2 separate regions of the Homo sapiens genome follow, and region 2 is linked to region 1. A link is an interaction called in ENCODE POLR2A ChIA-PET data of the cell type or tissue named here. Cell type or tissue: PC-3. All regions are shown on one strand. Each heading gives the region's core, and the rest is flanking DNA. Links, peaks and the distances in the headings are about the cores only.

Region 1 (4,405 bases), core at 248-4,247:
TATTTTAAGCCAACTGTTGACACGTACTGCTCAGAAAAAAATGATTTCTTTAAAAATATTACTGCTCATTGACAGTGCACCTGGTCACTCAAGAGCTCTGATGGAGACATATAAGAAGATTAATGTTGTTTTCATGCCTGCTAACACAACATCCATTTTGTAGCTCAGGGGTCAAGGAGTAGTATCAACTTTCAAGTCTTATTATTTAAGAAATACATTTCATAAGGCTATAGCTGTCATAGATAGTGATACCTCAGGGGTTGTATTAGTCCATTCTCACACTACTAATGATGCAGGATTTTTCTTCCTGGTCACTTTGCAAGCCAGGGACTTCTGGCCAGCAATGCCCTGCCTGGGTCCCCACTCAGCCATAAAGGCATGCCCCAGCTCGCCTGTGTTATAGCTTGGACCCACGTTCAGTGGTTTCCAAGCTCATATACCACACCCAAGAAGAATGAGGATGCTTGAAATTGAAGGATGAGGAAGATGGAATAATTTTATTGAGCGATGAAACAACTCTGAGCAGAGATGGGACGCGGGGGTGGTCCTCCTACCCAAAGACAGTGAAGTCCCCCATGTGGCTGGGTCCAGTGCCTTTTATGTACTCAGAATAGTGAGTGCATGCTGATTGGTTTGTGAATGTGCAAAAAAAAAAAAAAAGGTTAAAGCAAAGACACCACTCAAAGGTGGGCATGACAGTGTAGAAAACCAATTAGGAAAGGGTAGGTGCATTTAAAATAGGTGAAAGGTGGGGATCAGAGGAAAGAGCACCAAATGGGAAGACAAGTTCTCAATGCCAGTCCAAGGATTTAACTTGTAGCTTGGCTATCAGGCTTTAAACTGTCTTTGGGTTAGAGGAAGTAACTGTAGATGTGGTGGAATAGCAAGAGAGCTAGAATTAGAAGTGGAGTTTGAAGATGTGAGTGAACTGTTGCAATCTCATGATAAAACTTGAAAGGATGACAAGTTGCCTACAATGGATGAGCAAAGACAGTGGTATCTTGAGATGGAATCTACTCCTGGTCAAGAAGTGGTGGACATTGTTGAAAATGACAACAAAGAATTTAGAATATTCCATAAATGTAGTTGAAAAACAGCAGCAGAGTTTGAGAGGATTGACTCCAATTTTAAAACAAGTTCTATTGTGGGTAAAATGCTATCAAACATCAGAGCATTCTACAGAGAAATTTTTCATGAAAGGAAGAGTCAATCCATGTGGCAAACTTTACTGTCTTTTTTTTTTAATTTAATTTTATTATTATTATACTTTAAGTTTTAGGGTACATGTGCACAATGTGCAGGTTAGTTACATATGTATACATGTGCCATGCTGGTGTGCTGCACCCATTAACTCGTCATTTAGCATTATGTATATCTCCTAAAGCTATCCCTCCCCCTTCCCCCCACCCCACAACAGTCCCCAGAGTGTGATGTTCCCCTTCCTGTGTCCATGTGATCTCATTGTTCAATTCCCACCTATGAGTGAGAATATGCGGTGTTTGGTTTTTTGTTCTTGCGATAGTTTACTGAGAATGATGATTTCCAATCTCATCCATGTCCCTACAAAGGACATGAACTCATCATTTTTTATGGCTGCATAGTATTCCATAGTGTATATGTGCCACATTTTCTTAATCCAGTCTATTGTTGTTGGACATTTGGGTTGGTTCCAAGTCTTTGTATTGTGAATAGTGCTGCAATAAACATATGTGTGTATGTGTCTTTATAGCAGCACAATTTATAGTCCTTTGGGTATATACCCAGTAATGGGATGGCTGGGTCAAATGGTATTTCTAGTTCTAGATCCCTGATGAATCGCCACACTGTCTTCCACAATGGTTGAACTAGTTTACAGTCCCACCAACAGTGTAAAAGTGTTCCTATTTCTCCACATCCTCTCCAGCATCTGTTGTTTCCTGACTTTTTAATGATCGCCATTCTAAATGGTGTGAGATGGTATCTCATTGTGGTTTTGATATGCGTTTTTCTGATGAGCAGTGATGATGAGCATTTTTTCATGTATCTTTTGGCTGCATAAAAGTCTTATTTTGAAAAGTGTCTCTTCATATCCTTTGCCCACTTTTTGATGGGGTTGTTTGTTTTTTTCTTATAAATTTGTTTGAGTTCATTGTAGATTCTGGATATTAGCCCTTTGTCAGATGAGTAGGTTGCGAAAATTTTCTCCCATTTTGTAGGTTGCCTGTTCACGCTGATGGTAGTTTCTTTTGCTGTGCAGAAGCTCTTTAGTTTAATTAGATCCCATTTGTCAATTTTTTCTTTTGTTGCCATTGCTTTTGGTGTTTTAGACATGAAGTCCTAACTTTATTCTCTTAAGAAATTGCCACAGCCGCCCCAATCGTCAGCAACCACCACCCTTATCAGCCAGCAGCTGTCAGCACTGAGGCAATACACTCTACCAGTAAAAAGATTATGATGAGCTGAAGGCTGGGATGACTGTTAGCACTTTTAGCAATAAAATGTTTTAAATTGAGGTATATACATTTTTTTAGATATAATGCTATTGCACACTTAACAGACTATAGTGTAAACACAACTTTTATGTGCCCTTCAACTTCAGTGTGAAGCCAATGCTCATTACCATTCTGAAAACCCTAGAGTCCTTAAGAATGATGCTAAATCTACTCTGTATGTGCTCTATAAATGAAAAAACAAAGCCTGATGACAGCACATCTGTTTACTGCATGGTTTACTGAATATTTTACGCCCTCTGTTGACAACAAAAAATTCATGTGACTCAATTTATTATGGTGGTCTGGAACAGAACCTGTGGTACTTCCTAAGTATGCCTGTTGTTCATGGCTATTGGAAATGGGATGTGAGTGCCACTGCTCAGCTCCAGCCTCTTGAGGCCACACAGAAACTTCAGACCCAGTTACACAAGATCTCTTCATTTTTCAAGAGAAGCCAGAAATTTAGATTTTTGGCTTTGGTGTTGAGGATACATTTAAAAATTTCTAAACACTCTGTAGAGGCAGACAAAACATATCCAATAGTCAGACAGAACCTGTGTACTCTGGCTTGGACCTCCCCTCAACACTTACCCTAAAATAATTTTGTGTGTGTTTATGTTGGAGGGGGAGTGAACAAATCAATCACATAATGTTATATAGAGAGAAGAAGAAATAGAAAGGAGAAGAATGTCAGCATTAGTTCTACTAAAATTTGAGTTCGCATGGTTTCTTCTTTCATCCTCTAATTATAAATCAGTTGCAATCATTTAAAATACTTATAGTAACTTCACCTCATTATGAAATCTATCATGGTGAATTTTATAAATGTATTACATGATATCCAAGATAATTTTGTTGGACTCAAACTTCTCAAAACACCAGAAGAACATTTTTAAGAAATCACTTCCATATATTCAAATTCTGGTGTCAAGTTTACTTGCTTACTTGGTAGAAGGGATCCTTTTATGAACTCAAGTAAAATGCCCATCAGACTGACTCTTTGTGGCTAACCTAGGGAATTTGCTTATTTCCTCTTTCCTAGCCTGCACTGTATTGTGTAGGAGTTATCAAAATCTCACCTTTGCCAAGGTTTCACTCCCAGCACTCTTTAAAAAGAAAATCCTTAATTAATTTCTGATTGAAAAGGGGCATGTTTACAATTCTTCTTTAAATAAGCTTCTTATATATTTAAATAAAACCTGGTACTCAATTTATCTTTCTAAATTTCAGTTGGTCCAACTGACCCAAACTTGACAACAGAAAGAACAACTCTAAAAAGAATAGCTATTCTTCATCACTGGCCAACTGTTTAAATACATACAAAGTATCTTGGATCAGTCTCCTATAATGGTGTTTAATAACCAGATTTTCTGACAGCCCACAAAGAATACAAAGTTTTATTTTCTTAATAATGATACCATGTCTGTACGATGGTGAAATAGGAAGGGTTTCAGTGACTCAGTTTTGTAAAACACAGGAAAACAAAAGACCAGTGGGCACCAGGAAACTAAGTAAGACCTATAAACTTCCCTATTTCAAAGAAGCAGAAACACTAAGAAATGGAAGCTAAGGCTCATATCCTTCAGGGAGGACTTCAACTCTCTGATCTTTCAAGTCAATGTTAGCTTTTTGATATTGATGAAATAAATGATCAAGTTTCAATATAGCAAAGTCTTAGTTATATGCCCTGATGGAGAGATCAAGGTGACATGGACAAACCAAATGGGAAGGAATCAACAGAATATTTTAAAAGAATGTGTTTGGCTCTGGCAGGAATTTCATGCTTTCATGTAGTAGCTTCATAACTCCTTTCCTAATCAGGTTTGGATTGATTTAAATAAAAATTAGTTTCTGTTTCCTGAGCCACTGAAAGCAGAGAGATGACTTAGAACATTCTTCTGGCCAAAATTATTGCAGCTTAACCAAGGGCAAGC
Region 2 (4,405 bases), core at 207-4,206, 99 kb after region 1:
GACAAGGTTTAGTAACATAACAGAAAGATTCAAAATACAATGACGAGACAGAAATCATTTCTTTCTCACATAACTGCTCAGAGGTAAGTGGTGCTAGGCTGACAGGACAGCATTGTCATTCTCAAGATAAGGCTTTCATCTCTGGGTTCTAGGCAACTCCAGTGAGAAAGGGAAGAAAGAGTCATTGAGCACGCCATATGCCTTTCTAGGAGCACAACCCATAAGAGTCACCATACTTCAGATCACAAACCCAAATTTAGTCACAAGGCCACACAGCTACTAGGAAGACTGGGAAATACAGAGTCATGCTGGGAAACCATGTGCTCAGCAAAAACTCAGGAAGAAGGTGATAAGAATATGTGGGCATGACCATAAACAGTATCTGCTTCACAGAATTAAAGAGGGAAACTTATCTAAATGGTCTAACTTTATATTGAAAGACCATTTAAGATTGGAAAGTGCAAACAATATACCGTTTAATCTGAGAGTTGATGTAGTAGTTATGAATCAAACACAAGGTATAAAGACCCTAGCAACATAAATTGAGGCAGTAAGTACAAACCTTCATATTTATACAACAGAAACTTGAGTCATCGACTCTTGCTGAGGCCAAGCTACATGTGGGAAAATCTGAATGTGCTGACCCAGAAAAGAGTTGGAGTAGAGCTGTGTTGGATTAATGACAGCACTTAGCCTCAATGTTTTAAAAATTCAGAAGTTATGGGGAGGGCCCCCTGAACAAGCCTGAGCTAGCCTGGAGAACTCCAAAAGAAGAAAGAGCCCCACTCTGACGCAGAGTTTATGGTTTATAAAACACCAGATCAGATGAAGTGACAACACCACCCGCCTCCCCGCCACATTTGACTGTGAGAAAATATCTCTGGGGCCAAATAATAATAATTCCTGTTTGCAGTCAAGAATGAGTTTACCAGATGCCATTTTGCAAATCTTTTTCAACCTATTTGAGAGACTTTAATATGTTGCTTTTTTCATTGTCTGAGCTTCATATATATTTTACTTCTGCAGGAAATCTAGAATATTTTATCATTAAGTACTCATTCACTAAGCTAATAGAGTTTGTCCTAATCTCATGAATGTTTTTATTAACAATTGTTCTGTTCCTTGACTATACATCTGGGAAGAACCTCCACACTTCGCAAAGCAGAGAGAGTTTTCTGTGTTTTTCCCAGTAAGAACAAGAGAATACACCAGAATCTCCAGATCCTAAAAGAATAAAAAGGAAACCACCAAAACACAAGCAAACCAAAGATCAGTCCCAATCACTTGTTTAAAACTGATACAACTGAGGAAGAATATCCCTTGTACTGCTTGACAGAGGAACTGGGGAAATTTGCTGTGAAATTAAAATAAACACATCACTGCCAGTTTTGAAAATTCTTGAGGTGGGGGAGGGGGAGACCTTCATTTTCTGATGGAGTAAATCCTAGACTAAGAAGCCAGAAAATTCGCTTCAGATCCCAGATCAGCCAATAGCTAACTACACGGACTTAGGCAAATTCCATAATGTCTTTGGACTTCAAGTTTCTTACTTGTAAAATTAGGAAGTTGAGAGATATTATTTCTAAGATCTTTTCTAATTTAAAGAGTCAATGAGTTTATGAAACTACTGCTTACTGAGATTTCTTAAAAACTCCAACATCACAAATATCACAGAATCATATTAATTTTGTTTTTATTTTACACCCAAATTTAGTAAATGATCAATTCTCCTCAACAATTGCAGGAAAATAAAGATTCTGAAGACATCTTGTAAAGTTAAATTTGGTAAAGGAAAAAGTAACCTGTCTTCGAAAGAGCCCTCTATATAACCTTTAAAAGAGATGCATGTGTCACTTTATTGATTTTTTGTGCCAAAAGGGTATTTGGATAAGGTGGCTGTTCCCTCCAAACTTGGATTATTTATGATTCATATCCTGCTGCCAGTAAAATGTTTATAGCAGATGATCTCCCCATTAATGTTAGTTTCAAAGGATTAAAGCTAATTATGGCTTTATTACACTTATGCTAACTTAAATTTGCTCCAGAATGACATGACAATGAACCCCTGACTCCAATCTCATCTCCCCCAGCATCAACCCATCAATCTTCCACAGAGACACCAGGGCTTTTCCTGAAACAGAGGTAATAAAGTGTGCCAGCAACTCCATAAGCTTCATTTCATGCCATAAAAGCTATGTCATCCCAGTTCACTTTTCCATGGCTTTGCAAGAGATGTATTCAATATCTAGAATGTCAGAACCAAGTCCTTTTTGTGGCTATAAAAAAAATAGTGCAAATATTTAGTAGTCCCCCATCTCTAGAAAAATACAGTCTCTATTAGTCTGTTCTCATGCTGCTGATAAAGACATACCCAAGACTGGGTCATTTATAAAGAAAAGAGGTTTAATTGACTCACAGTTCCACATGCCTGGGGAGGCCTCACAATCATGGTGGAAGGTGAAGGGGAAGCAAGACATGTCTTACATTGCAGCAGGCAAGAGAGAGTGTGCACAGGAACTGCCCTTTCATAAAACCATCAGATCTTGTGAGACTTATTCACTATCACGAGAACAGAAAAACACGTACCCATGATTCAATTACCTCCCACTGGTTCCCTCCCACGAGACGTGGGGATTATTACAATTCAAGGTGAGATTTGGGTGGGGACACAGAGCCAAACCATATCATAGTCCTAGAGGACCGAACCAGAAAGTGGAAGGAAATTTTGTCCAAAGAAAAAGGTACCACCTCCTCTGGGGAGAAGCAGACCTGTTTCAGCATATAGGTTGAATTTTCAGCAAAAACTGTGCAGTTGTTCTAAGTAGCCTGGGCTTTTCCCTCCCTTTCCAACCTCCCCATCTTCTTATTGCCTGCCATGCAGACCCTGATCGTCTTTAAGGATTGACTAAAATCTCACCTTCACTGCCTACTCCACCTCCTCCATGGAGACAGAAGTTTTCTCCCCTATGAACCCATAGAATCCCATCCCTGCCTCTGTATCCCACTCTATCATCAATGAATCACCACTGAATTCCTCAATCCCCTCATGTCAGGACTACTGGTTTGTTTATCATTTCACCCCCATAAACCATAACTTCCTTAAGTTGCCTAAGACAAGATATGTTCACTTTAAGTTCTTAGAAAATGCCTGTTTAAAGAAAAGTTGATCTTGTTGGTGTCAAAGTAGTTCCAGTACTTAAAATCCATACAACCAAAAGTCTAAGAGTAGTATCAAATGTTGGCTCATGTTCTGAATATATCTATTATGCACAGCCATGTCTCTTCTCAAAAAAAGATGGTGGATTAATCATTTATCTCATTTTTTTAATTGAGATGTGTATTAAGCCATTCTTGCATTACTATAAAGGAATACCCCAGACTGGGTAATTGATAAAGAAAAAGGTTTAATTGGCTTATGGTTCGGCAGGCTGCACCAAAAGCTGAGTGGTATCTGCTTTGGTGAAGGCCTCAGGAAGCTTACAGCCATGGCAGAAGGTGAAGAAGCAGCAGGTGCATCACATGGCAAGAGAGGGAGTAAGAGAGAGAGTGAGGAGGTACCATGCACATATCTAATATGAACTCACTCATCACCAAGGGGACGGTGCTAAGCCATTGATGAGGGATCCATCTTCATAATCCTCATAATCCAAATACCTCCCACCAGGCCCCACCTCCAGTACTGGGGATTACATTTCAACATGAGATTTAGAGTGGACCAATATCCAAACCCTATCAAGATGAAAGTTTTATTCACATGTTTGTGATCCCAGGTACTCAGGAGGCTAAAGTGGGAGGATCGCTTGAGCCCCGAAGATTAAGGCTGCCGTGAGCCATGATCATGACACTGCACTCCAGCCTAGGAGGCAGAGCAAGACCCTGTCTCAAGAAAATAAAAAGTGTTTAAGTACAACAATATATAAAATAATTGATTTTCAAATGTTTTATATATCTCTCTGTAAATTTCCCTGCTCCCACACCTTCAAAATCTTACTCTTTTTTCACAAAACATAAATCAGCTCCAGTCTAAAACAAAGAACTAATCCTTATTCACTAATAAAAATGTACTGCTTTAACACAAGAACAGAAGTTCCCTATTTCCAGAGATTAGCAATCTAAATGGATACAAATCACCTGCTATAATTTAGTGAGGGCCAAGGCATGTACCAATATTCTAAGTAGTAAGGCCTAACTTCTGTGTTTCTCAACTTTGACACCAATGATGCTTTGGGCCAGATAATTCTTTATTTAGAGGAGTCATCCTGTGCACTGTGGGCTGTTTAGCAGTCTCCCTGGCCTCTACCCACTTGACTCCAGTAGCATCCCCCTAGTTGTAGCAGTCAAAAATGTCTCCAGACATTGTCAAATACCCCCGGGAAGCAAAATTTCTCCTAGTTGAGAACCACTG

What was found. Peaks named below come from ENCODE experiments on the same cell type or tissue, not always from the same donor. Only the 100,000 strongest peaks of a DNase experiment are listed, where the experiment ranks them.
Region 2: POLR2A ChIA-PET joins it to region 1 with 5 read pairs; 2 of 35 experiments call an interaction of 5 or more read pairs at or near these places.

The regions. Positions count from the first base shown.
Region 1 is chr12:89,152,555-89,156,959 of GRCh38, forward strand. No RefSeq gene overlaps it. Among named protein-coding and RNA genes, the nearest start is that of LINC02458, 140 kb to the left of the region's middle. In PC-3, for the core only: no CTCF peak of the experiment used is centred there; no DNase peak of the experiment used is centred there.
Region 2 is chr12:89,251,802-89,256,206 of GRCh38, forward strand. No RefSeq gene overlaps it. Among named protein-coding and RNA genes, the nearest start is that of DUSP6, 98 kb to the right of the region's middle. In PC-3, for the core only: no CTCF peak of the experiment used is centred there; a DNase peak (open chromatin) is centred at 1,890; H3K27ac peaks cover 1,717 bases.